Linked DNA regions of Mus musculus: regions 1, 3, 4, 5, 6 and 7 are each linked to region 2. Evidence: chromatin loops called from intact Hi-C (ENCODE). Cell type or tissue: heart. All regions are shown on one strand.

Region 1 (4,000 bases), 980 kb after region 2:
GGGGAAACGATCATGCTCCAGCGCTGTCAAGTCCAAATGACTACGTAAACATAAGCAATCAACGCGTTAGTGCTCCTTCTCCGAAGCATCCATCCCCTTACTTCATGACCTATTCTGACATTTAGCAAAATCTATAAAATGCAATGGACCTAAGTCTCAGCTCATCCCACAGCAAAGGGGAAAGTTGTAGTGTCTTCGAGAGAAAAGAAGAAAAAAGGAGGGGTGAGAGTGGAGAGAGAAAGGGCGCTCAGCAAGGCTAACGTACAGTCACCGGCTTCACTCCAAAACAAAGCTCAAATTTTAAATGCCCACCTCCTTGAGAGCTCGCCCCAAGTACGTATGGAACCCCTGTCCTCGACTCCCAACAAATACCACCTTGAAAACTTTACCCTTTCCAACACAAATGCACAAGACCTTGGAAACAACTGGGAACCGCCATCTTACCAGCCATCCAATTTCACACAAGTGTCCCTCCAACTTAAGTTAATAACATTTTTGTCGGGGCTCCCCCCAGCCTAACACCCACCTCGTCGGGATCGCTGTTCCCCACAGTACCCATCCCTATAAAATGGGGGCGTTCCCTGGAGGTTCAAAGACCTCCAGAGCCCTTTCTTCGGGAGAGGAGGGAAGCCACTGGACCCAGGCAGCGCCCGATCTCGGGATCCCGTCCCCGTTTCAGCAAAGTCTACCTCTCAACAAAGGGCGCAGCGGCCGCGGGAGCCGCGCAGGCTGGAGACACAAGTGCCGCTCTCGGGGACCATGTGCGGCGCGAGGGTGCCGAGGGGCGCTCGGGGGAGCGGGGAACTAAAACGTGGGGCGGCGCGGCGCGGCCGGGCGCGGGCGGCGGCCGGAGCGGCTGGAGCGCGGTCAGGCGGCGCTGGTGCGGGCTGCGGGGCGTCCGGCGCCGCGGGAGGCGGCGGGCGCGCGGGCGCGGGCGCGGGGCGCGGGCCGGTTGCCCACGCTGTCAGCGCCTCCGCCCCCCCCCCTCCACGCCGCCCCGACCCCCACCAGTCCCCGGCCACGGCCCGTCGGCGCCTCGCCTCCTACGTACCCGGAAAGAGCGGCCGGCGCGAGGCGATCTGAGCGGGCGGAAAAGACAATGAAAGTTAAAAGTCGTTCAGCATAAAATGAATGCGAGCCAAGCGGCCATCTTGGAGCGAGCCGCCGCCGCCGCTGTCAATGGGCACCGAGCGCGGCCGAGAGCAGCCACGGCCGCCGCGCTCCGCTCATGCCGCTCCCCCGCCGGCCTCCTGCTCGCGCGCTGCGGCCTCCTCCTCCCGCGCGGCCTCCTCCGCCTCCGCGCGGCCTCCGCCGCCGCCTCCTCGGGGCCTCTCCTCCTCCTCGGCGCAGCCGCCGCCTCCCGGCCGCGCTCGGGGGAGGGCGCGCAGAGGGGCCGAGCCGTATTATTCTGCGGGGCCGGGAGGTGTTGCTAAGCCTGCGCGGGGCTCCCTCGCCAACCTCCCCATTGTCTCTCCCGATCTCTGCCTTTAATACTACGATTATGATTTCAGACTCGCGTGGGGGAGGCGGGCTGGCGGGCGGGCGGGGGGCGCCGAGTGTGCTTGCGGGCCGGGTGGCGGGGGAGGGGAGGGAGGACCAGGAGGGGGAGGGGAGGGTGGAAAAAAATGCACGGCTGAAGGCAGAGTGGAAACTGACACCGGCTCCAAAATGGCTCGGAGTCCGCCCGCCCCCTCCCCCGCCCCCCGCCGGGTCACGTGCTCCCCTCATTCCTTAAGGGCGGCCTGGGAATTAGTGTCGGTGTAGTCGGGCCCGTGGCCGCCCCCTCCCCTCGCAGCGCGCCGCGAGCCGCGCGCCCAGCCCCCTCCCCTCCCCGCGCAGCGCGCCGGGGCCGCGACGGAGGCATTTCTCCACAGCGCCACACGCCGCTCTCCCGGCGCGGCCCGCTCGGCCCCGCACGCCGCCCCGCCCCCCACCATGTCTCCTGCTTCTGGCGCACACGTCCGCGGGGCCCGCCGCCGGGGGCGCCCGGCCGCTGCCCCGGCTCGGCCCTGCCGAACCTGCGCCGGATCGGGCCCGCGGAAACAACAGCGGCCGCCCCGCCCGCTGGCGGCCGGGAAGAGGCGCGCGCGGGCAGCGGCCGGGCTGGCTCCGCTCGCGGGGTCGGGCGGGCCGGGCGCAGGTAACGGGCGGGCCGGGCAGCGAGCACGGCCCGGCCGCACACCTTTCCCGAAACACTTAACCTGGGGCAAGGCAGGCGTCCGAGCCCACGCAGGGCAGATGTGCTTGGCACACTCAGTCGTCAAAGTCACACACAAACTCCAAACAGAATGCCGCCCTTCTTGTGGGAATACCACCGTATTTATTCAGGGTACGATACTTTAATAGGGCTTGAAGACGCTCAAGATAGAAGGAACGCAAGAGTAATACTGAAAATCCAGATGCTTAAGAGTCTCCCTCTTAACCATTTCACATGTGTAAAAAAAGTGTCAAAATTGATGGTTGGCATCACTTCAAAAGGGTGCTAGCTCTTTTTCCACTGAAAATGACATCCAGCTCGCGCGAACGATGGTCCAGCAGGAGACAAGGCGCGTCTGGTTTTCCTCTAGGCTCCTGGGGTCATCAGCCTCCCCAAATTACAACTGAGTTGCTCTTTCCAGGCTTTTTGAAGCATCCTTAAGTTTCCCCACCAAGTCCTAAAAGATGTACAATCATGTCACAACTTGGGCATACAAGTGAGGAAGCAGCAACTCTGAAGCAGCTGCAAGAACACAGTCGGAAGGAAGAACACCTAAGGAGTCCACGGGAGCTCAACAGCTCGCAAAGCCCTTTGGAAAAGAAGCGCTTCTTCTGCTGGATCTGGTCCTCCAATCAGGTATTCAAGTTCTAGTTAAAAGGGAATTTCTAACAGAATTTTTGCAGGCTGAGAATATCTAAATTATCTCTCAACTTCTCTAAGGAAGGTTATGATTCACACACATTTTCTGTTTAAAGTTTCGCTAATATTTACTCTAAAGTGACTACAGATGTCTTTGGAACATTTAATTTCATTCAAATTTTCAGGAATGATCTTCATTTTATTTAATTGGTAAGAAATTCGTTAGCATATCCATCAATCAACGAAGACTTTAATTTCTTCAGTTTTACACTGAAAATATTAACAGTTTTAAGAACTTGTGTGAACTTTCCCTTTATAGGGTAATTTAAAACTCCTGCTTAAAACTTTGGAAGTTTAATTTGTGAAAGGCATTCTCCAATCTCTTACTTTTGCTCAGTTTTATGAGTCAGATGCATGATGGAATGAAAGAAAGTGTGCTGAACTCAAACTTTAAAGTTATTTTTCAATTAGGGGCACCAGTAAATGCAGGCTACTGGGGATGTTACTATGTTACTTTTAAAAGTGAAATCTATGTTAAATTTCTGCTTTCCATTCTCTCTTTGCCATTAAAACCTAAACCAACCTTCATTACCTGATGCTGGGAATATTATAAAGTCTCCATAACAGTTCTCAAATGCCCACTGAAAGAAACATTTAAAGGTCCTAATACTGTACCTGTAACTGTTCCATGTTGCAACTAAAATTAATCTCTGGGTAGGATTGGGAATCATTGTTCTATGGAAGAAAAAAATGTTTGTTTATATAAAGGAAATGAAAATTTTTATTACACATAATTTTTAGACAAGGATCTATACATACCTCTACATTTAAGGTCACCAAATATCCAGGTCGGTACATCTTATGAAGTTGGTTGGTCTAAAACAACACAAAACATCAGTCTTTAACTCTAACCTTTTTAAAAAAAAAGTTCCTCTAACTCCCTCTACAGAAAAGCTTGTTATCTTTACCTTTATCTGGTACTCCAAGCGCCAAGAAACATCAGTTATATGAGGGAGAGATCTGCCTATACTGAAAGACAATGATAATTTTGTAGTATCTACAGAAAAACTTTCAGGATTTTCTCAATGGTGTCTTTCTCTTCTTAACTCGTTTCATTCCACTCTGAACTTAAAGACTGTTGAACCTCATCTTCAAGTTCAAAAG
Region 2 (4,000 bases):
CGTCCCAAAGCTATCCCTTCCTTAACTTCTTCAAAATGAACCATTTCTTAAAAAAATAACATCTTCTCTCCCCCCCTCCCCAATAGGTTTTTTTCATCAAAATGGAATGGGCTAATCATCTGGTAACATAATGTGTCAATATCCATTTGAAATAATTAAGAATTGTGAAATATTCCAACAATAAACTAGTTACTAAATCACAAACTGAAATAAACTTCATAGAAAGCACTTCTCTGGATTCTGCTTAAAAGCCATTTCTCGAAATTGGAACAAGGCAATAGATGAAAGTACACCCATTTTTAAAAATGTGCAAAAATACATTTTTATAGAAAATAGACTACCAGGAATGAACAAATTCATACCGTGAGACATCAGCTTGCAAATTAAGTAGCACTCACTTTATACAGCAAATTTTAAATAGCAGTAGGCTCACCCAAAGCTATCAGGAAACATCATTCAGGTGCCCAGCAACCTGCGGCTCTGAGAGGACATTCAAAAACTGATTAAGGCATTACACCTAAAGTCAGTCTACTAGGAAAGTGAAAAGTGCCATTACCCTAATTAGAGTTCGTGTGGTTCTCCCAACACAACTGACACGCGCCATTTCCCCCAACTTGTCAGGTCCTCAGACTTTTCAAGAGCATGCATTTTGTTCAATATACATTTTGGACAGGGATATGGCCATGGACTTGGCAAGTTCTTCATCGCGTTTTTTCTGTATCTGGGTTTGCTTGCACCAATTGTCATACTCTGGGTTAGGATAGGAGTGGTCAAAAACAGCATCATAGTGTCCATTGCTGAGCCAACTGAGCCAAATACTGGGCCGTAGAGAATCCTCTGGGCCCAGATAGTGGATCATGGTAGACACGGTGGGGCTCTCCAGCCTCCCTCCAGTAGTTAAGTGTATATTCACATTCAGCATCTGCCCCATGGCCAGCAATTCGGGATATCCGGCCCACGCCCCATCTTGGGCAGCAGCGATAATAAACTCCCCCACGTCGCCCTCAATGAGTGGGCTGAAGTGGTCCAGGTGGTCCGCGATGTAGTGCACGGTCTGCTCCCTCAGCTCCCGGTGCAGGCTCTGGTCCCCGTACACAGTCTTGCTGACAGCTCGGTAGAGGCAGTTGCCGTCGGGGATGATGTGGAATCGGTACTTGTTTCTCTGCCTCAGGTACTTGTCCTGCCTCTCCACCTCGGCCAGGTACAGGGCTAGCTTCTCGTCCCTGGGATCCGCCCGGGACGTGCCTACGGCTTCGCCTTCGCCGTTCTGGGCCGGCTCGCCGCTGCTCCGAGCGGGTGCCGGAACCGGGTGAGCCTCGGCTTCGGGATCTTGCCGTCGGAGCGCGTCAGACCCGGAGGCGTCGCTGCGACCGCTCGCCCGGTCCCAACCCCGGGAACTGCGCTCCGCCCGGCGCTCTTCACCCCACGGGCCGGAGCCCGGGCCGGCGCCGGGCTCCGGGCCGACGGGGGCCGGTGCAGGGGCCCGGTGCTGGGAGGCTGCCAGGGCCTGGCGGTGCTCGCTCAGTCGGAAGTTCCTGTCCGGAGCGTCGCGGACGGCGTTCGGGGCCGCGGGCTCGTCGGGCCGGAGCAGCTCTTCCAGCAGCCAGGCAGAGGAACCGCGACGCGGCGGCGAGGGGGCTGAGGGTGGCGGCAGCAGGAGGCGCTCGGCGCCCAGGGCCCGCACGGCGATGTGCGCCGTGGACGTGAAGTGCGGCGGCAGCGGCGGCTTGCTGCACGCGCCCGGCGGGGCGGCGGCGGACCCGGACCGCTCGAAGCAGGCAGAGAAGGCGGGCATGGCAGCGGCGGCGGCGGCTTCGCGTGGTTCGGTGGCCGCGGCGGGTGGGCGCTCTCCGGTATCCGGCTCCGGGGCCGCGGCGGCGGGGCTGGCTGACTGCAAGGAGACCTTGAAGGCGGCGGCGGCGGTGGCAGGCGGGGCGGCGGCCGTGGGCCCCGGCGTGCCCGCAGGGTAATGGGTGCACACGCTGCTGTAGAGCTGCATGGCCGCGGCCGCCCGCGGCCCCTTATAGCTGCGAGCCCGGCTTGGAGACACACCCTCGGGCGCAGTGCCCCGGAGCCCGAGAATAGCGCTGAGCTCAGCGCCGCGGGCCGCCGCGTCAGGAGCCGCGAATAGCGCCCGGGCCGCGACCCAATTCGTGCTGCGCCACAGCGCGCGGGCGGTCCGAGGGCACCGGAGGGCGCGCGCTCGGCCGGGGACTCGGGCGTAGGACGCTGGCGCAGCTGTGCCCCGCGCCGGCCGCTGGGGACGGTTGGAGGAGCTGCCCGCTCAGACGAGCGCCGCCCGCCCGCAAGCAGGAGTGCAGCGCGCGGATGGTAGGAGGCGGGGCCGCGCTTGTTTACCTCAGGCCGCGCGGCCGCGTCACGTGGTCCCACAGGAATGCGCGCCCCATTCAAGCGGGGCGGCCCCGCCCTCCAGCGGAGACCTCATGGGCGTGGCCGGGGAGGGCGAGGCGGGGGCTGGACTACGGACATGCGCATTGAGTGCGCTCCCAACCTGACTACGGTTGCTGGCTGCCTGGTACCTGGGAAGCAGATCTGTGGGCTATGCGGCTGTCCTGCTGTGTGACGCTGTGGCGGGACCAGCGTTGCTGGGGCAAACAAATAGGTTGGAATAACGTTTTTCTAAAACACTTCCGGACTAGGGACTGAGCTCTACCTTCAGGGCCAATGGCATTCAACTTCTTGAGTCGTTTCCTCCAGTTAACGTGTTTGGGTCTGGTCTACACGGTCTTGCTGCCCCGCTAAGCAAAAATAGACGTTCCTGCACTGCTAACTTAAGTCACCTAGGAAATGCAAGGGCGAAAGGAAGGCTTTTCAACAGCCTTCCTTGGAATACCAAATAACATGCCGCCTTAAAGCCTTTTGAAAGTAGATCGCGACTGTTAAACTTTGAGGCAAGAGGCACACAACCTGTTTTCTGGAACAGCACAGCAAAATGAAATAACAGACTGAACTGTGCTTCCTCTGCAACGGAAAGCCAGAGTGTTATCAAATTGGTACCTACTTGCAGTAACAGTAGCTTTTGCCTTATTCTGAGTTTCAATCCAATTTTAAATTTAGTTTCCAGATATACAGATTGAATTGGAGACTACTTCTTGGTATGGAAAAACAGCCTGCAGGTTGTACTACCTGCGCGCCACCATTCTGCTTGGAACATAATTTATGCTTGTTACTAGGGTCTCTCGTTGGGGGTTCTTAGTCTCCTTAATCAAATAAATTTAAAATGTTCAAAAGGAAGCTCGGGGGGGGGGCAATTTTACTAGAGTTTGAGAGGGTAGGCAATCTGCTAATCTTGGCAGGTGGCCAGAGAAGGGAAGGGGGGGAAAAAAAAGAAAAAAAGAAAAAAAGAAAAAAAAGCCATGCCCTTTTAAGTTAGGACTGGAAAAGGCAGGCCAGCAGGTTCAGCAATGGAGTTTGGCCAGCGGTTGCTCAGGGAAGGGTTGGTGTAACCCGCCTATCAAGACTGGAATGGGTGTATACTAAACAGATATACTAACCCTGTTATTTACCCCATTGGGAAAAAAAAAAATGGACACCTCTCCCCCCACCCCCACCCCGCCTCCGTACACTGATAGGCACATATGCCTGCACACACATTAGAATTCCTCCTAGGGATCTATCTCCTGCTGGGAGGGAAAAAAAAAAAAAAACCGGCTGAATCCCTGGGGACATCCAGAGAAGAAACTTATCTTCTGGAAATGACCTTTCAGGAGAGATTTGGAGCTGAGAAAGGAATGGATTGGGGACCACATTTGCCAGTGTTTAGTTAGGCAGAGCTTTTGTTTTGTATTTGAACCTCATCCTCAGGAAACCCAACTCCAAGGCAGAATTTGTGGATTAGTAAGATCTCTGTGTCCCACTTTCCGATGTGGCCACATTGAATAAATCTCCTTTTCTTTTTCTTGTGGCTTTCTTTTCCTTCATTAATTTGGCACTTTTAGCTGCCTTACTGAAGAAGGATGGCCGAACTTGAGTTGGAACA
Region 3 (4,000 bases), 100 kb after region 2:
CCTGCTACTTAATCTGCGGTGCAATCATTCTTGCTAATTGGCAGGTGACATTTTCATAGGAAGCCATGGTGTATTTATATACTCATGTGCACAAGTTGTGCCATCCATCCTGTGGACTGAGAAAGAGAAGGGTTGTTCTAGCTTTTGAGCTGTTCAACTTTTAGAAAGCTGGAAACTTTGGATGCTGCAGTTACATTGCTCAGGGGTGGTTTGGGAAAAAGGAAGACACTCTTTTAATAGGCTGGCTGGAGTCTGTGTATTATAAGGGCTTTGAGCTCTTCCCACATTGCAGTTTATGCCTGTTAAGAAAGATTTATTGGGCTGGAGAGATGGCTCAGCCGTTAAAGGCTAGGTTTACAACCAAAAATGTAAGAGCAAGGTTTGTTGTTCAGTGTTTGCTTATTGTAATAAAAAAATAAAAACAGAATCTTGATAATTATAAATAAATGAGACCAATATTCAAAAGTGAATTAACACATTTTTAATGTCTATCTTTGAGTCCATGAGCCTTCTCCACTAAAAGCCACCAATGATTTCTACATCTGATGAAAGAAGACTGGCTTCAATCTGACAAAGACTCTGACAGTGCCAGGACTCCTTGGGGTAGGTGGGATGTTGGTCTGACATGAACAGTGATTTGAGCTAGAACACTCAGAGATAAAACACAGGTGGCTGACAAGAAAAGAAATGTCACGTTGTTAGTTTCAAACTTGTGGTCCTCTTTCCTTAATGCCCTGGATGCTGAAACTGGAATCTCCTGGATGGGCTGTTGCAAGGCTCCAATAAAAATGTATGTGTGCTTCTTGTTTCTGGGGGATGGTGTAATTATGCAGCCTGATCAACAAATGCCTTCAATTGTTGCTCTTACAGAAGGCTAGGGAATATGGTTCCCAGTCACCACAAGTCAGATAAGAACCATGTGAAACTCCAGCTCCATTTCCTTCTTCTCATCTCCCAGGGCACTGTATGCAGGCACATAATAGCCTTAAATGTTTAAAGACAGTGATCGCTACAGTGAATTTCTTTCCCTGTTTCCTACTCCTAATATCCAGCTAATTAGGAATATATATATATATACATATATATATATAGAGAGAGAGAGAGTCAGTATACATATACACATATATATATACACATACACTCTACACATACACATATATCATATGCATCATACACACACATTCATATATATATATATACATAAATATAAATATATCCTTACAGACAATATAGTGAAATGAAGATGAAAAATACTTAGTTCTAAAAGCGATGATACCCCAAGCTTAGGTCCCTTGTCAATAATTGGCACACAGTTAAGAATAAATGGTAGTTTTACCGCTTAAAATAGCTTCTCTTAATAATGGTAGATAGTGAATTGAATTCCACTACACGATATTGTGTAAAATGCCATGCCTTACATTCTGTCCTTTATGTTAAATAAGGATGTAGGCCTGTTTAATCTCTGCAAAGAAAATCTTCACTCAGCAACACTCCTGTGTGTGTGTGTGTGTGTGTGTGTGTGTGTGTGTGTGTGTGTGTGTATTCAAGTGACAGGTGTCAGTATTTTATCAGGCCACCTGCTCTCCTGTGGTATTGCTGACAAGCCCAGGCCTCTTTATATCGTGAGATAGCTATTGGATGGGGTCACTAGTTTCCATCTCCGCAGAGAGTGAGTGACACTTGGTAGGAGGCCAAGCAAAAGAGAGAGCCAAGCAAGCTGCAGATCTGACAGGCACGTGGGAGGAGCGTTGACGTAGGAAACTTCAGTTTCCCAAATGCAGAGTCCAACCAGAAAGGAGGCTGAGCTCAGAGCCTTGGAGGAGAAGGAAGCAGAAAGGGTCCGGAGGCGTAGTGGGCCGCAGCAGAGTTATTTACAGGGTGCAGCTTTGCCTAGAGACATTTAGGAACGGGTTGGCTTGTGGGCGTCCGAGAAGGCTCTTTGTCGCAAGGCTTATGTCTGGTGGGGCAGGTGGCCTGGCGAGACAGAGGAGCACTTCCGGAGCCCGCCCTACACCTCACCCACTCCACCCCCGCCCGCTCTCCGCCCCGCCCCTGATCCTCACCCCTCCAACCCCACCCCCACCCCGGTCTCCGGTTTCTCTGGGAGTCGCCATGGCAACGGACTCTGGCTTTGGGACTCAGATTCTCTGAACTCCAAGCGAGCAGTTGGGAGCATGGCGGAGGCTGAGACTGAGACTGAAGAATGGACGAAGACACGTGGATGCAGGAAGATTCTCCAGACCCTCGAGGGGGCTATTGAGCAATTCAAATTCCATTCCAGGTGACCTGCCCGCTACTTGCACGCGCTTCAGAGCTGGTCACCTGTTCTCCACAGCCTCGTCGCCTTTGATTTCTTAAGTAAACCACAGGCTAAAAGCTCAGACTCAGGTCTGGGTTCTAATTTCGTCTGACTTCTCACCGGGTCCTATGCCTCTTATTAGCTCATCTGGGAAACAGGACAGTAGCTAATTGTGCCTACTCCATAGACCACAGGGCCTGTTAAATATTTCACCGAGGTACAGTCTAGAAAAGAGCCATACAGAAATGGTATGAGGTTGCTTAAAGAAGATCCCATAGACTCCCGATTTAAACACAGATTTCTTTTGAGATTCTGGAGGCTTGGAGTCCAAGAACTGGGCACTGATTTGATGTCTGACGGTCCTTTCTTGTAAGCAACCCGTTCTTACTGCATCCTCCCCTAGTGGGATCAGCGGGGGAGCCATCTCCTGACTTCTCCACTCTCTATCCTCCACCTGGGCTCTTTTTAAGGGAACAGCCCCATTTATGAGGCTCCCACTTCATTACCTATTCATCTCTCTTGATCTCACCTCCGGAGGCCATCATTTTTGGAAAATAGGACGTTGACATGGATTTTCCTAGAACTGGAGCACCGCCAAATATATAAAGACAACAAGCCATATGCCTTTGCCAGGCAGTCAATGGAATCATTATTTCATGGTCCTTAGGTTCTCTCTCTCTCTCTCTCTCTCTCTCTCTCTCTCTCTCTCTCTCATTTGGCTTCAGCCCTTTTTTTATTTGGATAATGTAGAGTCAACATTTATGGGGAATTTTTTTTTCTTAAAACACTCTTTCAAAGCAGTAAGCACATAGCCTTAGATTAACTGCCACGTGATGCCATTCCTTAAGTAGAGACCTCAGGGAGCCAGGCTATTGATTCCAGGCAAACCCCACACTGGGGAAGAGAGAGAGAAGAGGGAGCAGGGACAGGACAGGGAGCAGGGGAAGGGACTGACTATAGCTAGACCAGCCCAATGGTGGGCCTGAACCAGTACCCAGTCCTGCTGAACTCCACTTCTCTACCCCAACTAGTCATTAATAGGTTTGCTGGCCAAACCAAGTCAGGGTACCCACAGACCTTTGATAAAACTGTCAAAAGCACATATCACAGGCAGCTCTTGGCAGACAACAGTGGAATGCTGTGTCTAATCTGTTCCTAAGAGCCCCTTTCTCTCCTGGATTCCTTGACATTCTGCAGTGGAATAAGTACCCAACAGAACATTCCAGCCAGACTCATGGGGCAAACTGATCTCTGCCAATTGCTACTAGCACACGTTGATTGAACTAAGGAACCACTAATGTCCATAACATTTTTTTTTCCACTCAAAGGCTTAGAGAAATAGGTTGGAGTTCTGATATGAATGGGAGAAGCTAGATACTGGCTGACACCCAGGGATCTGATCTAGCTGGGTTAGGCCAGGTAGTTCACATAAACTCAGGTCAGCCTTGGTGAAGTGATACATTCTAGTTAAGTCAGTAACCACATAATGAGTCAGACAGCATTTACAAGTGACAGAAGAAACAGAAGCAAAGGTAGCACAGAAAACTGGTGTATGTGTACACACCCCCAAGTCACCACGGCTCTCAGGAAAGGCTTCTCTGAGATGACATTAAGAGGAAACAGCAGGAACCAGGCACATGCATCTGGAGCCAAAATGTTCCCTGCTGAGAGAACAGGTAGTGAAAGTAGGGACTCTGGATT
Region 4 (4,000 bases), 69 kb before region 2:
CAGGACAGCCAGGGCTGATACATAGATAAACCCTGTCTCAAAAAAAAGCCAAAAATAACAACAACAAAACAACAACAACAACAACAACAACAACAACAACAAAAGACCAATACTCAAAAAAAAAACTAAGGCAAGCAAGCAAGCAAGCATCTTCCTCAGTACTTACTCAAAGGAACAGAACAATCATGCCTACACAACTGCACACAGCTTTTTATAGCAATTTTATGCATAATCATTAAAACTTGTAAGTAATGGGATGTCCTTATGTGTGTATATTGACGAACTGTGGAATAGCTGAAGAATGGAATAATAATATTCAGCATTAAAAAGGAAAACAAGAAGACCTCTCAATCCATGTTTTAAACGTAAGAGGTAAAAGCATCTTACTACGTGAAACGAGCCAATCCAAGAGGCTGAACACTTTTCTAACTAAAATGTGGAAAGGGAAAGCGATCCATGAGGGGAAATGGATAGGCTAAGACAGGGAGTTTTAAGGAAGTAAAATTAAGGAAGTACAATTCTGTAATGATGGATAGATGTCATTAAGCACTTGTTCAATTTCATAGTGTGAAGAGGAAATTCCAGGGCTAGGATTGCTCGGTTGGTTAAGTCTGATTGGTGTCCAACCATGAGAAGTAGAGTTTGAATCCCAGAACATATGTAGCAAGCCAGGCACCTGCAAACACCTGTACTAGCAGCTCAGGGGAATCCAATGCCATCTTTTGGCCTCCATGTGTGGAAATGTGTATATGTGCACAAATGTGTGCATATATCCCCTTTACACACACACATTTATAAAGCAAACTCTAATATAACAATGTGACCCTATGGTGTAGGGTACTAGAAATTAAGAGGTCTATGAGAGAAATGTAATATCTCAGTCTCTGCTGCTCAATTTTCCTGTGACCTTAAAACTACTCTTCAGAAAGAATTCACATGCTCATGTATGGTCATGAGTTCATATATATGTGTATATGTATATAGTTATTGGGGTGTGTGTGTTATCGCTTTGCTATGAGATCTTCTTTTTCCTATCCTTTGTTTCTCCACCCTTGGGTTCATTCCCTATCATTAGATAAGAGAGAGAGAGAGAGAGAGAGAGAGAGAGAGAGAGATCCCTAAATTTAATTTCTTTTCTTTTGTTTCTTCTTTGAGAACAATGACTAACAAACCACAAACAGCCCCCATGAAGGACCAACAACGCCAACCCCACCTTTTGAGGCCCTAGCATTTACATCCTCTTTGAAAAGTTTCCAGAATTCCAAATGTCATATAATCGCAGAATCAACCTGCAACTGGCAAAACCATGCCTCTGCTAGAGCATCAGACAAATCATAGTCAGCTGTGGACAGTCTGAAGCAACCCCACAGCCCCATGCCTACGATTCAAGTAAAAGCACATTCTTATAATAATGTGTTTTTTAAAGAAACCAACATTCCATATTTGTCATTGTGTGTGTGTGTGTATTATGTGTATGTATGTATGTGTGTATGTGTGTATGTGTGTATGTGTGTATGTATGTATGTATGTATGTATGTGTATGTATGTATGTGTGTATGTATGTGTGTATGTATGTATGTGTGTATGTATGTATGTGTATGTATCTATAAATGTGTGTATATATGTATGTATATGTGTATATGTGTGTATGTATGTATGTGCATGTATGTGTATGTATGTGTATATGTATGCGTGTGTATGTATGTGTGTATGTATGTGTGTGTATGTATGTATGTGTGTATGTATGTATGTATGTATGTATGTATGTATGTATGTGTGTGTAAGCTTACGTTAATAGAGAAACAAATGCCATAGTACCCTAGACATCCCTGCAATCTTGCCTGTTAGCTTTGGGAACCGGGTGTTCTAAAGCTATCAGGTCGCAAAACAAATGTCATTGTGGAAACATCAGAAGTTTCCAATTCCCAGACCACACCCAGGATTCTGCTCTTTCCTGAAGAAAACATTCCCTTTTTTGCTCGGCAAACTAGGCACGGGCCCAACCTCAAAGCGCTTCCATAGCTTTGCCGCTAGAGGGAGCCACTGCTCCTCTCGCCCTCTTGGCCAGTTTGCTTTCCAAATCTGAGTCCCCAGCAATTTCACACACCCTTATTTTCACTTAGATTTTCCCCATTGTTAAAACAACGTAATCACAGCAAGATGAATTCTCTCTGAAAACCCAAAGACCGAATTACAGTAGACAACAGGTACAAATGATCTTTGCTCTAAAGAATCAGGGGGGGAACCATTATCAAGTTTATAGCTACTGATATTATCCTCACATCCTTTCAGAAATGGATTCATGGAGTCCAGGATGCTCTAACTCAAATTACGCCATGTTGGCATGTTGAATATTACAGGCTGAAGGGGTATGAGAGACGGTATTTGCAGGTGACTCTCTGGCTGTCCTTTATCCTTCTAGGTCCCAAAGAGTACATAGGGTGGGAAGGGTTTCCTCCCTCTACATCAGAAACATATTTCCCAGGGTAGGAGAGCAGCACCTCTCATGGGCACCTGCAGCTCGTAACATTCTGTTGATACTGTGGATCTGACATTTATGCTGAGCTGTGTGAGTGTGGGGTCAAAGCCGGAGCAACTCCTGTCCATGTCCCTGGTATCAAATTAATAACTAAACAAATATTTGGCATATTGTTTTCCATTTTTCCAGAACATTTGTAAAATAACCTAGATTAGATGTGAATAAGATAAACACCTATGAAGAAGATAAAAACTATAATGTAGAGGTGGGGACAGAGGAAGATTACAACCAAAACACTATCTCAAGACACGGACGGGCGTGGCTGGGCAGGGCAGGTTTGGAGCTGGAAGAACAAACTGTCCTGGAATTCACTATCAGTCCTAAAACAGCACGTCCTCAGTGACTGGCGATGTTCATCAGACCATCTCAGCTTCACAGAGGGGAATAAAAGCCCCGGGAGAGAAGAAACACTCTTCATTCTTTCAGCCATTAAGAAGAGAAAATTGTAAACCTAGTGAGACTGTAGATGATTTCAGCCCTAGCATAAACCTCAGCTGCCTACATGGCAGTAGCCACTTCAGGCCTCTCAGATCTAGAGTAGCCTTGTGGATGTCAGAAGAGGGGATTCTTAAAAATCAAGACCACCCTCAGGAATCATAAAAGAGGGTTACAGGATAAGTCCGGGGCAAAGCTTGCTGGTCCAGAGTGCACCATCAGCTAGAGATAAGTAACTAATGAAACCGTACCCCTTACACTGTCCCAGCCCACTGCGCTTAGGTGGGAGACATATGGAAGTCTGCAGCCAGAGAAAGAACAACTTTTGAGTGGACCTATTTTCTCAGAACCCTTTAGGGATTTTGAGGCCCAGACATCCCATCATGTCTTAGTGACTAGGTTTACAAACAGATGCAACCATGCAGATGTGCAAGACAGAGCAGACTCACAGAGAAAGGAGATGGTGGTAGTAGACTTTCTGTCCTATTGACCAAAACAACATGAACAACTTATTTTCCCTCATGATTTCAAAGTTCTCTATCCATTTTTCCGGCTTCATTGACTGTGGCAGATGAAGCATCAGATGCATGTCCCACTTCATGGTGGAAGGAAGAAGAGCAGGAAGGAAAGGAGAACCAGCTGTCTGAGGAGATGCCGCCATTAGGCCCTGGCTCCCAACGTTTCCTACCTAGTCTCCAGAGGGAACATTCAGCCATGAGCCTGTAGTGCACACTTCCCACCCAAATCATGACTGAACTAGTCAGCTTCATCTATCAACTTCACACGGCCCAGAGGCAGCTGAGAGAGTCGCAGTTGAGTGATTACCCACGTAAGATTGGTCACGTCTTTATGATATCATCTTGATTGGTGATTGATTTGGGAGGGCCCATCCCTTTATGGGTGGCAACATTGCTAGGTAGACCAGTCTGTGGGCTGTAGAACAAAGCTAACAGAGCTGTTGGCGAGATGGAGCAGCAGTTAAGATCACTGCTTGCTCTTTCAGAGGACCTAGGTTCAATTCCCAGT
Region 5 (4,000 bases), 1.6 Mb after region 2:
TTACATGTTCCTGAGGTGGAGCCTCGAACTGCTTTCTTGGTCAAATAACTTTGTTTCTGGTTGTAAAAGGCATGGGGGGTGGGGGGACTCGAGAGAAATTGCCAACGTAAGTCTGTACTGGGCTGGGTCACCTCAGGGTTTAACTTTAGAGCTCCCAGCCAGTCTCCTCCACTCCCAGAAGGGAAATACCAGGCTATTCTGCACGTTTTCCCTTAAGCTTCATTTTCCAAAGAAAAGAAGGGTGGGGTATATCTATTTGAGCTTGATAATGTTTTTTAAATGCTTTCCTTTGAAACGATAATAGCTGTATCGGTAAAATGCAAATAAAGCAAAAATAGGCAGTATTTCTTTAAAGGGGAATATACGGTTCTCTCTCTCTCTCTCTCTCTCTCTCTCTCTCTCTCTCTCTCTCTCTCTCTCTCTCTCTCTCGTACATACACTGCTTCTGATGAAGTCTGTGAGTCAGGCTGTTTCTGAGCTCCGATAGTTTAATGGAAAGATTTATATACCGGCTGTATTATTTACTTTGGGAGGGGAGGTGGCAGTATAAGGGTATGCTAATTAGTAGGAGATTTTGGGGGGAAGGGGTGGAATATCAATTTTTATTGCATCACCTGTCAGGAGTGTCCAATCAGCGTTGGCTTTAGGGGAATTAATTGATGAAGGTGTCTCCGGACGAGCTCACTTCACTCTGTCATTTTATTTGTAGCTAAAGCAGCGGCGGGAATAGCAGCTGCATTTCTTTTCTCTTTCTCCCTTCACATTCCATTATCATAGTGCTCCAATGGAGAAGGAAGGAGTAGCGGGGCCCAGGTACTGATCCGCATCGAGGACTCAGACCAACACACTGGCAGAGCTGAAACCGGATGGTCTTTTCCCTCTTTTTTAAAAAAACGAAAACCAAAAAAAAAAAAAAAAAAAAAAAAAGCGAGAATCAAGTCAGTGTAATTTCTTGGGGTTTTTCTTCCCCCCCCCCAACCCCCCAGTAATTCGCCTAGAGTTTGGCACTCCCTTCGCCGGGAATAACAGTCTTTGTTATTTTATTAGCAGGATGCCTTGAGACACACGCAGCATCTGGCGGAGGATTAACATACATACATGTGTATGTATGCGTCACGTATATATTTACTGCAAATGGTGGGGATCATTTAGTGCCCGAGATGGGAGACCTGAAGTCAGGTTTCGAAGAGGTGGATGGCGTGAGGCTCGGCTACCTCATCATTAAAGGGAAGCAAATGTTTGCTCTCTCCCAAGTCTTCACAGATCTGCTGAAAAACATCCCGAGGACGACCGTGCACAAGCGCATGGATCATCTGAAAGTGAAAAAGCACCACTGCGATCTGGAGGAGTTGCGGAAACTCAAAGCAATCAACAGTATCGCCTTCCACGCGGCCAAATGCACGCTCATCTCCCGGGAAGACGTAGAAGCGCTCTACACATCCTGCAAAACCGAGCGTGTGCTCAAGACCAAGCGAAGGAGAGTCGGTCGGGCCCTGGCCACAAAGGCGCCGCCGCCAGAGCGCGCCGCCGCCGCCAGCCCCCGCCCGGCTTTTTGGAAGGACAAGCACCAACTTTGGCGGGGCCTGAGCGGAGCCGCGCGGCCCCTGCCAATCAGCGCGCAGTCCCAGCGTCCGGGCGCCGCCGCCGCGCGCCCCGCCGCCCATCTACCTCAGATTTTTAGCAAATACCCGGGCTCCCACTACCCGGAGATCGTTCGCTCGCCTTGCAAATCCTCTTTAAACTATGAAACTGCCCAGCTCCAGGGAAACTACGTCGCCTTCCACTCGGACCCCGCTTATTTTCGGAGCCTGCTGTGCAGCAAGCACCCGGCTGCAGCCGCCGCCGCCGCCGCCGCCGCTGCTGCTGCCGCCGCCGCCGCCGCCTACTACCAGACTGCCGGGCCTCAGCCCAAGGCGGCGACCGGCGCGGGAGGCCCAGTGAGCCTGACTTACCGCTGCAAGCGCAAGCGCGGGGGCGCCAAGAACTGCCTGCTCCCGCCTCACGCCGGAGCCCGGCGCCTGCTGCTGCTGCCCAGATCCTACAAAGCCAAGGCGGCGGCGGCGGCAGCAGCGGCGGCTGCTGCTGCGGCGGCGGCGGCCGGGGCCACTTGCTTGGAGAGGTTTCATCTGGTCAACAGCTTCTGCCCGCCTCCCCACCACCACCATCACCATCACCACCATCATCATCACCATCACCACCGAGCCCAGCAGCCAACGCCGAGTCACCACCCCTCTCATCACCACCGGCCGCAACCCCATCTAGGAAGCTTTCCCGAGAGTTGTAGCAGCGACTCCGAGTCCAGCTCCTACTCCGACCATGCAGCCAATGACTCGGATTTTGGCTCCAGTTTGTCCAGCTCCAGCAACTCGGTGTCCTCAGAGGAAGAGGAGGAGGAAGGAGAGGAGGAGGAGGAAGAGGAGGAGGAGGAAGAGGGGGGCAGCGGGGCCTCGGATTCCAGTGAAATCAGCTCGGAGGAGGAGGATTCTTCCACCGAGTCAGACTCCAGCTCCGGGTCCAGCCAAGTGTCAGTGCAGAGCATCCGTTTCAGGCGCACCAGCTTCTGCAAGCCTCCCAGCGTGCAGGCGCAGGCCAACTTCTTGTACCATCTGGCCTCCGCCGCCGCTGCAACCAAACCCGCTGCTTTCGAGGATGCCGGCCGACTTCCCGACCTCAAGAGTAGTGTCAAAGCCGAGTCACCAGAGGAGTGGAGTCTGCAGAGCTGGGCTCCCAAAGGGACTCCGGTGTACTGCCCGGCCAGCTTGGGGAGTTGTTTCCCAGAGATAAGAAACGATAGGGTATCTGAGATTACATTCCCACACTCTGAAATATCCAGTACTGTAAAGAGAACTGACCTGACAATTAACTGCCATGCAGAGGGGGCCTCTTCACCTAGCCCAAAGACAAACAATGTATTTCCACAACAAAGAATACTCCGAGAGGCTAGGAAATGCCTACAAGCAACTCCTACTACACACTGTGCAGAAAACAGCACAATAGCTGCTAGGTTCTTAAATAATGATTCGTGTGGAACAACAGCAAATTCAGGAAAAGATTCCAAAATCCCTCATTGTCCTGAATTTGCTACGGATTTACCCTCTCTTCAAAGTGATCCCAGAGTGGATACAGCAACAGCAGCAGCAGCAGCAGCAGCAGCAACTAAAGCTGAGAGTCTCTGCACTGGTACAGGTGACAAGACATTGCCATTTCTGCACAATATTAAAATCAAAGTAGAAGACAGTAGTGCTAATGAAGAATATGAACCTGAGCTTATTACAAATAAGCTAAAGTGGGAGTGCAATGATGCCGAGGGTGAGTTTTACAATATGACTGAGAAGAAGGAGGAGGACGCCTTGGTACCCACAGCCAAGGAAGGTTTTGCATGCCCTGAGAAAGAAACGCCTTCCTTAAATCCACTGGCTCAGAGTCAGGGCCTCTCATGCACTTTAGGATCTCCAAAACCTGAGGATGGGGAATATAAATTTGGTGCCAGGGTGAGAAAAAATTACCGGACACTAGTACTGGGCAAACGACCAGTCCTTCAGACACCTCCAGTCAAACCAAATTTGAAATCAGCTAGAAGCCCTCGTCCTACAGGTAAAACTGAGACACATGAAGGAACACTGGATGACTTTACAGTTTTAAACAGACGCAAAAAGGTAGCCAGCAATGTAGCATCAGCAGTGAAAAGGCCATTTAATTTCATGGCAAATTTTCCTTGTCCACCTTCACTCATTATTGGGAAGGATGGGGATTTGTGGCCAGCGTATTCCTTAAACACCACTAAGGATTCCCAACCTCCTCACAAGGCCCATCCTATATGGAAATGGCAGCTGGGCGGTTCTGCAATACCTCTTCCACCTAGTCACAAATTCAGGAAATTTAATTCATAAAAAAATGTTTTGGAAGATATTTTCTCGAACCATATTACCTTCCTTTTGTTGTAAACTGCACAGGATGGCTTGTACCAAGTCCATTAATGGTGTTACACCCCTTTTGGAGT
Region 6 (4,000 bases), 1.5 Mb before region 2:
TAAATTCTGCATCCATACAATTTCACAGTAAATGGGCTCATTAGACTAGCAAAAGGCAGGCAAGTGCGATGACAAATGGCAAATAAAAGAATATCCTTCCAATTCTGTCTTAAACTACATACTAAAGTTTGTTTTGTAATATTCAGCCATAAAAATAACTTTGGAGCCTCTCTGGCCAAGTCTTAGTTGAGCTAATTAAAAGACAGAAGAAGATGGACTAATCCTCCACTGCTGCCCGTTTACCTGTAATCCGAGTCTTCACTGTATTCTCCTTTATGTAGTTATGTAGTTTATGTAGTTAGGGTCACTCCCACCACCCATGAACTGGTGAGCGTGGCCACTATGAATTCCTAAGTGAGACGCTGGGTTGGGTTCCCATGAGCCTTTAGTCACAATACTTTTTCCAATGAATATATTAATATATATACACATATATATGCTGCTCATTAATTAATAGGAATGAAGCCAGCAGCACTCTTAACTCATTCCTGAATGAAGCTCATCTTAACATACCTGCTTTCTCTGTATACACACCAGTCTCGTCATACTTTGGACTACTACCTGAGTACTCAGTTTAGGGATCACTTTAAGTGGCCACTGAAACCATAAGAATGCAAAGCATGTGGCATGTTTTGCAGAATATAGAAAGGATATATGTTACTGAAACCCCACACAAGACAAAACACAGCTGGCCTCACTTCAGCTGGAAACATCACATACCACGCTTCCAAATTTTCACTGCCATGCCTACGTCCATAAATTACTAATAATGTGTGGCTAAGTATTGAAGAATTATGAATAAACTTGAACAAATGAGACACTGACATACAGAATCCATGAATAATGTCTGCTAACTTTATGTCGTTCCCCTTTAGTGAAAGCTGCATTCTTACACCCCTTTTCACGTATCAGCTGCTTCTAATTAGAACATGCCTTGGGTTGTCAACCTGGTTCCGACTACTGGCCTCAAATACCTGAATCCTTGGGTTCTATCCTGAGGTCAGGAAGGTATATGCCTTGGCTAATGGCTATCAAGTTGGTTAATACTGTTTACATTCTATGAATTCACGATTCAACAGTTAACATGCACAGGAGCATATATCCAACAAGGAAGTTTTTCTCTTTACATGTTAAGTAAAAAGCAGCAGAGAAATCATTTTTTTTCAAAAGCAAAAATTGGTGCTCCCTATCCACCCCTTAATCTATGGAATGTTTTTAAAGAAACCCAATCTGCTGTGAAATAAGGAAACACATCACCCCACCCCAAAAGATTATTCATCTGAACCGTGGGCTGCCCAGAAAAAAAATAGATAAATTCTATCAAACCGAAAAACGGGAAACTAAATTGTTTCTTTATTCTTATCGAATAAAATTTAGCAGAAGCCTCCAATCACGACTTGCATTGAGCGAGGCCTTCCAAGTGAGGACTGAAAAGTTCACTAAGCCACCAGGCCATTTAACCCAGCCACCAGGCAGTGAGAATTGAAGAACTGATGCACCTGACTTCCCTGGCAGGGCAACTGCCAAGTGGATTTAGACCCACGAAATTTCCTCCCAAATCCCAGGGCCAAAGGATGTGACTGGGTGAAGGCTTTCAAATGAGAGTGCAATCACAAGTGCATATGCATGAACGGGAGATCAAACAGCTCAAACGAAATATAAGCACTTCTCGGAGAGGAAAAAAACAAAAACATGTCAAAAAGGGAGTCAAGGGCTGAAACCTGGGCAAAATTCGAGGCCCTCTTCCAAAGGCTGGTCCTCCTGGCGCCGGGTAGCGCTCGCGCACGCACCGTGGAGACAGAGCACCGCAGGGCCCGCCGCAGGGTCCGGTGCGACAGGTGGATGGCAAAGAGAGGCCTGATGGGGCACGACGGAAGGGGGGATGCTAGGGTAACAACTCTCGCTGGCTTTCCATTCCTCCTCCATTAACTCACCAAGAAAACCACCCAAAGAAGAGGAAAGAGAGAAAGGGAGAAAGGGAAGCGCCTTCGGCACCGCCTGGCAACCTCAGCCGGCAAGCCCGCCCCAAGCTGCTGCTTCTGCGCCTGCGCTGACTGCGCGCTGCGCCACTAGGCCAACCACGTAACCCAGACGCCCCGCCCATTACCCCGAGGCTCCTCCCCTTCCCCGTCGATCGCTCCACCTCCGCAGGGGCGCGGCCTGAATGTTGGAAACTATTATGTGACGCGTGCGTGTCTGTCCTGCTCCCTATTGTAGAATTTTTCTTTCCAGATGTACCGAGGAAAACCACAAAATGTTTGGGTGCGGGGGGGGGGGACAATGTTTTCATGTCGTCTTTTCCAAAGACGCAGGAACGTCTTTTTCCTTACGTTTTTCTCAGACAGAAGAGGTTACAAAAAAGGAATCAGATAAAAGCCAGGTTGCCCCGTCTCCTAGCAACTGTTTCCTTAGCAACCACGTGGTCAACAACGCTAAACAGACTCGGAGCAGAATTATTTTCTTCCTGAAAAAGGGACTGTTACGAAAGGGTCAAAGGGAAATTACACGAAAGAGAAATTTTAGTTCTTTGATAAGAAAGTAAGAAAAGAAAAAGGCGGTGAGAGAAGGAGTTGAGACAGTGGGAAAGTGAGCCAAAAAGCTGAGTACTTGTTAAGGAATTCCTTGGTGGCCATGGACTCACCCTGCACTTCCGAGAGTATTTATAACCTCATACCCAGTGACTTGAAGGAGCCGCCCCAGCATCCTAGGTATGTGGGTAAGCAAAAGCGATGACTTCAGCCCAGAGGAAGATCGTTGACCTCTTTTAAAGACTTACGGGGCTGACTTTTACATTTAATCTTGGGTCGCAACTTCTTAAGACCAGGTGGACAAATCTAAATAGCGTTTCATATTTCACAGAGAAAAAAAAAAAGTGAGCTAGTGTTGTCAGACGTCCATTTTATGATCATAGCCCCCCACTAATATGCAATTATTAATTTGGTTTTAGGTGCTGTGTATAATGTGAAATTCCATGTCGTTGAAAAGAGGGGGAAAAATCTGTTTTATCCGTCCGTTTTAGGAAATCTGATGTTTAATTTAGGAACTCAATGTTGTATTTGACTTAGGCACTCTTTTGCCTCCCGTAATTTGTGTCTAAATTGAATTCTCATTTGTTTCTAGGCCTCAGTATTTCAATTGGTTTAACAAAAATGATGGACTAGAGAGTATGTCTAGGATTTTTACAGATCTTGTGGTTTAATGAAAGGGGTACAGTTGGATGGATGGAAATTCCAAAATATATAACTGAAGGAAATTCTTATGTGTTTGTTATATTTCTGAAAATCTCCAAATCTGAAAAAGGAAACTTCAAAATAAATGTCCCAGATACTTGGCCATATAGGTATTTTGTAAACTGTATTGAAGTCTGAGAGAAGAGGGCAGTCCCATGCCTCCTAGGAGTTGGTGATTTCTGTTATTTACCTTTGTCTTTTGACTTAAGAAAGTCACAGCCACTTTAAAAGAACCAGCACTCAGGTGCGCATGCCTGTTGCGGCACCCAGGATGCTGATGGGGAGAATCTGAGTTCAAGGCTAGCATGGGCTACAAAGACAGACCCTGTCTCTAAAACCAAACAACCAAGAAAAAAAAAAATCAAGAGTTACCAGTTATTATTATTGTGGAGGTCTACAATCAATTTGCACTTGTTTTCTGATTTGAAAATAAGTGAAGTAGACATTCGGAGGTTCCTTCCAAATGTAATGGCCAATTTTTTATGACGTGGAGTGGTAACAGCAAAGTGTAGGTCCTTCCATTTTAACTCAAACTGAATAGGCAGCTTATATCAGAGCAATCATGATATTGTATTTCCCTTGCTTATCAGCTGGGCATCTCTGGGGAGGAATGAAAATGCTGACACCGGTGTGGAGTTTGCAATGCTCACATTACTTGTAGCTGAATCAACTTTTGGTCCAAAATTCCTATGTACTGTTGAAGATAAACTTCCTCCTCTCTGTAGCACACTGGAAGAAACTGCCTTCTATGGAATACTGAGTTTGGATGT
Region 7 (4,000 bases), 56 kb after region 2:
TGGCAGGCAACGGCATAGCCTCACAAGAGACAACTATATCAGGGTCCTTTCAGCAAAATCTTGCTGGCATATGCAATGGTGTCTGCGGTTGGAGGCTGATTATGGGATGGATCCCCGGGTGTGGCAGTCTCTAGATGGTCCATCCTTTATCTCAGCTCCAAACTTTGTCTCTGTAACTCCTTCCATAGATGTTTTGTTCCCAATTCTAAGAAAGGGTAAAGTGACCACACTTTGGTCTTCGTTCTTCTTGAGTTTCATGTTTTGCAACTTATATCTTGGGTATTTGTACTGGCTAGTTTTGTGTCAAATTGACACAGCTGGAGATATCACAGAGAAAAGAGCTTCAGTTGAGGAAATGCCTCCATGATATCCAACTGTAAGGCATTTTCTCAATTAGTGATCAAGGGGGAAAGGCCCCTCATGGGTGGGACCATCTCTGGGCTGGTAATCTTGGTTCTATAAGAGAGCAGGCTGAGCAAGCCAGGGAAAGGCAGCCAGTAATGAACATCCCTCCATGGCCTCTGCATCAGCTCTTGTTTTCTGACCTGCTTGAGTTCCAGTCCTGACTTCCTTGGTGATGAACATCAATTTGGAAGTGTAAGCTGAATAAACCCTTTCCTCCCCAACTTGCTTCTTGGTCATGATGTTTGTGCAGGAATAGAAACCCTGTCTAAGACAGTATTCTAAGTTTCTGGGCTAATATCCACTTCTCAGCGAGTACATATCATGTGAGTTCTTTTGTGATTGGGTTACCTCACTCAGGATGATACCCTCCAGGTCCATCCATTTGCCTAGGAATTTCATAAATTCATTATTTTTAATAGTTGAGTAGTACTCCATTGTGTAAATGTACCACATTTTCTGTATCTATTCTTCTGTTGAGGGACATCTGGGTTCTTTCCAGCTTCTGGCTATTATAAATAAGGCTTCTATGAACATAGTGGAACATGTGTTCCTATTATCAGTTGGAACATCTTCTAGATATATGTCCAGGAGAGGTATTGCGGGATCCTCTGGTAGTACTGTGTCCAATTTTCTGAGGAACCGCCAGACTGATTTCAGAGTGGTTGTACAAACTTGCAACAAACTTTTTATACAGAAGAAAATAGGGAAGTTGGGTGACAAGGTACAAAGATTCTTTGTGGATTCTTACACAAAACAGAGGAATGCGAACAGGAAAGAACTGGCAGGAACCAACTGGGATAAAATTCAATGTTAACAACTGGACTCAAAAACAGCTCCACCTAAGGTCCACTTAATCTTAGAAGCCAGGGGCAAGGGCTTCTTGCCCTTGCCATAGATCCTATTCTAGTCTATTGTATAGTCCACCTTCCCCCTAGGCCATTGTAAATACCTGTGTATGGGTGTAACTCAGCTATCTATAGTTCTAAGTATCTACTCTGGTTCCTCTTTAGGTCACAAACTTCCTTCTTCCTAGATAATGGTAAATTTCTGTGTAGGGCAGTGACTTAGCTATCCATGCCCAAGGTCGGATCTGGGACTGCCTAGAATCTAACTTAGCTGTATGTCAAAATATCAATCCTTAGGAGCACTCATTTTTTTTTTGTTTTTTTGTTTTTTGTACAGGGTTTCTCTGTATAGCCCTGGCTGTCCTGGAACTCACTCTGTAGACCAGGCTGGCCTCGAACTCAGAAATCCGCCTGCCTCTGCCTCCCGAGTTCTGAGATTAAAGGTGTGCGCCACCACTGCCCAGAGGAGCACTTGTAATAAAGCAATATTAAAGGAAAGCACACAGATTCGTTTACCAACTAAAGCAAGGACATTGGAGCATTCTTTATACAGGATGCCACGGTTCCAGGAGAATAAATTTCCATGAACTTTTCACCTGGGAACAGTGCCCAGGTTTTCGGGGCCTGTCGTGCTTGTTACTACTGGAGTGGATGTAGCAAGTATTGATACTCATTATTACTGTTATTGTTATTATTGATGAGAACTGAACCAAGGTCATGCATACTTATTAAACACAGACTCTAGTCTGGTGCTACACTCTCAGACAGAATGTATATCTTACAGGAGAGCATTTAACCACATTTGTATATAGTGACATTTCCTTCATCATCACACCACATATTTTAAAGGCAGATCAATCCAGACAAATAGAAGGTTGCTCACGTCATGGATAGCTAAAATTAACATCCTTGGTCACTCTGCACATTTTCTGAGGTTTCCAGATACCACCAAAAGCCAGGCACACAAGTCATGGAAGCAGCTGAGGACTCCGTGTAATAGCCAGAGAGGAAGATGATTCAGGTCCAGGGTTATTATTAGAGTCAAGTATGTGCTAAATGTGCAAACAGAGTATTAAATAATCCCTTGGATGAAGAAGGAGAAAAGCAAGAGTAAGTGTCACAAGCACTTTATCTATCCCAACTGTACCAATCCAAGTCCAACTCTGATGTCAGTGTGTGCTCACATTGCTTGGACTTCATACATCTGTCAGCTGCCTGGGAAGAGGCAGACAGCAGGTGTCTATGTGTCTGTCAACTTAGTGCCCTTCAAAAAGTGCTCTGTGAAGAAGAGATGAGCACAGCTGCAAGCAAGCTCCAGAAACTTCAGTGAGCATGTGAAGTTTTTATATCAGTTCTTTTATCATATTGTTTTTTAACCTCAAATGTGACTGCTTGTACCATTAGACTTCTACGTGCCACCATGTGTGGTGGTTTGGTTTAGTGTAATTGTCAGCATCTTACATATGAAGACTCAAGTCAAAAAGATAAAATCTGCCCACAGTATAAGTGGAATCAAAGCAGCCTCCCAACCAATGAAAACAAAATCAACCACACACATACACCAACTGCGATACAGTTTGAAACAGGATCAGCCTTTGCCTCAGTTCCCAACACGGAACTCTGAACTCTCTTGAAACTCCCTGAGTGACAAGCTTGCTCGAAAGCATCTATTGCTGTAATGGCTGGTTCTTGAAACAATTTGCTAAAACAAATTGGAATTCCCTGAGCAGGAACGTCACCCAGAAAACCATCCTGATTGCTTTCATCGATATGGCAAGACTCCAAGTGGGAGCCCAAGTGCATCTTCTGGTAGCAGCTCAGATAAAAAGAGTGCATGGCAGAAGGAAAATCACTGGGCTTTCTCTCTGCCTACTTAGCCTTGGTGCCATGTTTGTTTTTCCTGGTGTTGCTGCTGCTGCTGATTCCTTTGCTGATACTATAACCAGCATTTCCAGGCTTCCATCTCCAGGAAACTTCCATGTTTTCTGTGTCAGTTTGGAACTACTGAGACACCTAGCCTTAGGGCCTAAAGAATTACAGGGTTCTCAGCTTCTTGGTGTGAGATAACCATTGTTACTATTTTAATGTAAATTGATTTAACAAATGTGTGTGTGTGTGTGTGTGTGTGTGTGTGTGTGTGTGTTTATCCTATTGGTTCTGTTTCTCTAGAGAATACTGACTAATCCAAAGTCTTTGGATCACTTTGCAATTGGTGCTCCTGAGTGTTTTTGGGAAGGTGGGGTCTAGAATAAGCATTAGGATGAGGCTAAGTCTCCAGAAAGGCCAAGCAACCATGACATTAAAGAGCCACTTGAGCACCATACAGCAATCTTGAGGAAAGAGAGCTGAAGCACTAGAGACTGACCTCCCTAAAAATGCTTGGACAGTAAGATTCAAGGAGCTTCCATTTGAACATGTGAAAAGCTAGCAGAGTGGCGGGCCCAGAGAAGATCACGGAGTTGCCAGCCTACAGGCCAAGTTCTACCTGTCTCTGGCCATGGATACTTATCTGTATTTTTTGCAAGTTTTGCAATATGTTTTATAATAAATGTGTTATAATTTGAATATGAAATTTCCCTGACAGCTCATGTGTTGAGCACGTTTGGTTCTCAACTGGTTTTAGGGAGATGATGAAAACCACAGGAGGTAGGGCCTATTTAGATGAGCTAGGTGAGTGTTGGCACATTTTTGAAGTTGTACACGGTTCCTAGTTCCTTGTTCTCTCTGCTTTCTCTCCAGCATGAGGCAAA

Evidence for each region. Peaks named below come from ENCODE experiments on the same cell type or tissue, not always from the same donor. Only the 100,000 strongest peaks of a DNase experiment are listed, where the experiment ranks them.
Region 1: it touches region 2 in a loop (4-fold over the local background); 3 of 42 quality-filtered maps call a loop at or near these places.
Region 3: a loop joins it to region 2, with 5 times the contacts of the local background. A loop is called at or near these places in 14 of 42 quality-filtered maps.
Region 4: a loop joins it to region 2, with 5 times the contacts of the local background. A loop is called at or near these places in 7 of 42 quality-filtered maps.
Region 5: it touches region 2 in a loop (9-fold over the local background); 3 of 42 quality-filtered maps call a loop at or near these places.
Region 6: a loop joins it to region 2, with 4 times the contacts of the local background. A loop is called at or near these places in 2 of 42 quality-filtered maps.
Region 7: a loop joins it to region 2, with 2.0 times the contacts of the local background. A loop is called at or near these places in 9 of 42 quality-filtered maps.

What each region holds. Positions count from the first base shown.
Region 1 is chr2:18,674,521-18,678,520 of GRCm38, reverse strand. Commd3 (COMM domain containing 3) reads right to left here. Exons shown (of 8, transcript NM_147778.4): 5 at 3,805-3,865; 6 at 3,656-3,712; 7 at 3,512-3,571; 8 at 2,290-2,654. The coding sequence ends at 2,595. It overlaps Bmi1 (Bmi1 polycomb ring finger oncogene), which reads right to left and starts at 1,503. Exons shown (of 10, transcript NM_007552.4): 1 at 1,052-1,503. In heart, a CTCF peak has its summit at 1,960; DNase peaks (open chromatin) are centred at 560, 1,390 and 1,770; H3K4me3 peaks cover 2,829 bases; H3K27ac peaks cover 2,303 bases.
Region 2 is chr2:19,656,061-19,660,060 of GRCm38, reverse strand. It overlaps Otud1 (OTU domain containing 1), which reads right to left and starts at 2,330. Exons shown (of 1, transcript NM_027715.2): 1 at 1-2,330. The coding sequence starts at 1,999. The coding sequence ends at 635. Gm3230 (predicted gene 3230) reads left to right here and starts at 2,164. Exons shown (of 1, transcript NR_033642.1): 1 at 2,164-4,000. In heart, CTCF peaks have their summits at 1,639 and 2,270; DNase peaks (open chromatin) are centred at 1,070, 1,330 and 2,410; H3K4me3 peaks cover 3,518 bases; H3K27ac peaks cover 2,767 bases.
Region 3 is chr2:19,552,055-19,556,054 of GRCm38, reverse strand. It overlaps 4921504E06Rik (RIKEN cDNA 4921504E06 gene), which reads left to right and starts at 2,145. Exons shown (of 17, transcript NM_027600.4): 1 at 2,145-2,281. The coding sequence starts at 2,175. In heart, no CTCF peak of the experiment used is centred here; DNase peaks (open chromatin) are centred at 1,934 and 2,024; H3K4me3 peaks cover 1,268 bases; H3K27ac peaks cover 2,674 bases.
Region 4 is chr2:19,725,127-19,729,126 of GRCm38, reverse strand. No RefSeq gene overlaps it. Among named protein-coding and RNA genes, the nearest start is that of Gm24670, 36 kb to the right of the region's middle. In heart, a CTCF peak has its summit at 2,031 (motif pointing right); a DNase peak (open chromatin) is centred at 1,996.
Region 5 is chr2:18,045,500-18,049,499 of GRCm38, reverse strand. Skida1 (SKI/DACH domain containing 1) reads left to right here and starts at 1,051. Exons shown (of 1, transcript NM_028317.3): 1 at 1,051-4,000. The coding sequence starts at 1,161. The coding sequence ends at 3,890. In heart, no CTCF peak of the experiment used is centred here; DNase peaks (open chromatin) are centred at 709, 1,579 and 2,429; H3K4me3 peaks cover 4,000 bases; H3K27ac peaks cover 4,000 bases.
Region 6 is chr2:21,203,780-21,207,779 of GRCm38, reverse strand. It overlaps Enkur (enkurin, TRPC channel interacting protein), which reads left to right and starts at 2,415. Exons shown (of 5, transcript NM_027728.2): 1 at 2,415-2,708. The coding sequence starts at 2,632. It overlaps Thnsl1 (threonine synthase-like 1 (bacterial)), which reads right to left and starts at 2,056. Exons shown (of 3, transcript NM_177588.2): 1 at 1,935-2,056. In heart, a CTCF peak has its summit at 1,747; DNase peaks (open chromatin) are centred at 2,029 and 2,659; H3K4me3 peaks cover 1,704 bases; H3K27ac peaks cover 1,518 bases.
Region 7 is chr2:19,600,053-19,604,052 of GRCm38, reverse strand. No RefSeq gene overlaps it. Among named protein-coding and RNA genes, the nearest start is that of Gm39764, 32 kb to the right of the region's middle. In heart, no CTCF peak of the experiment used is centred here; no DNase peak of the experiment used is centred here.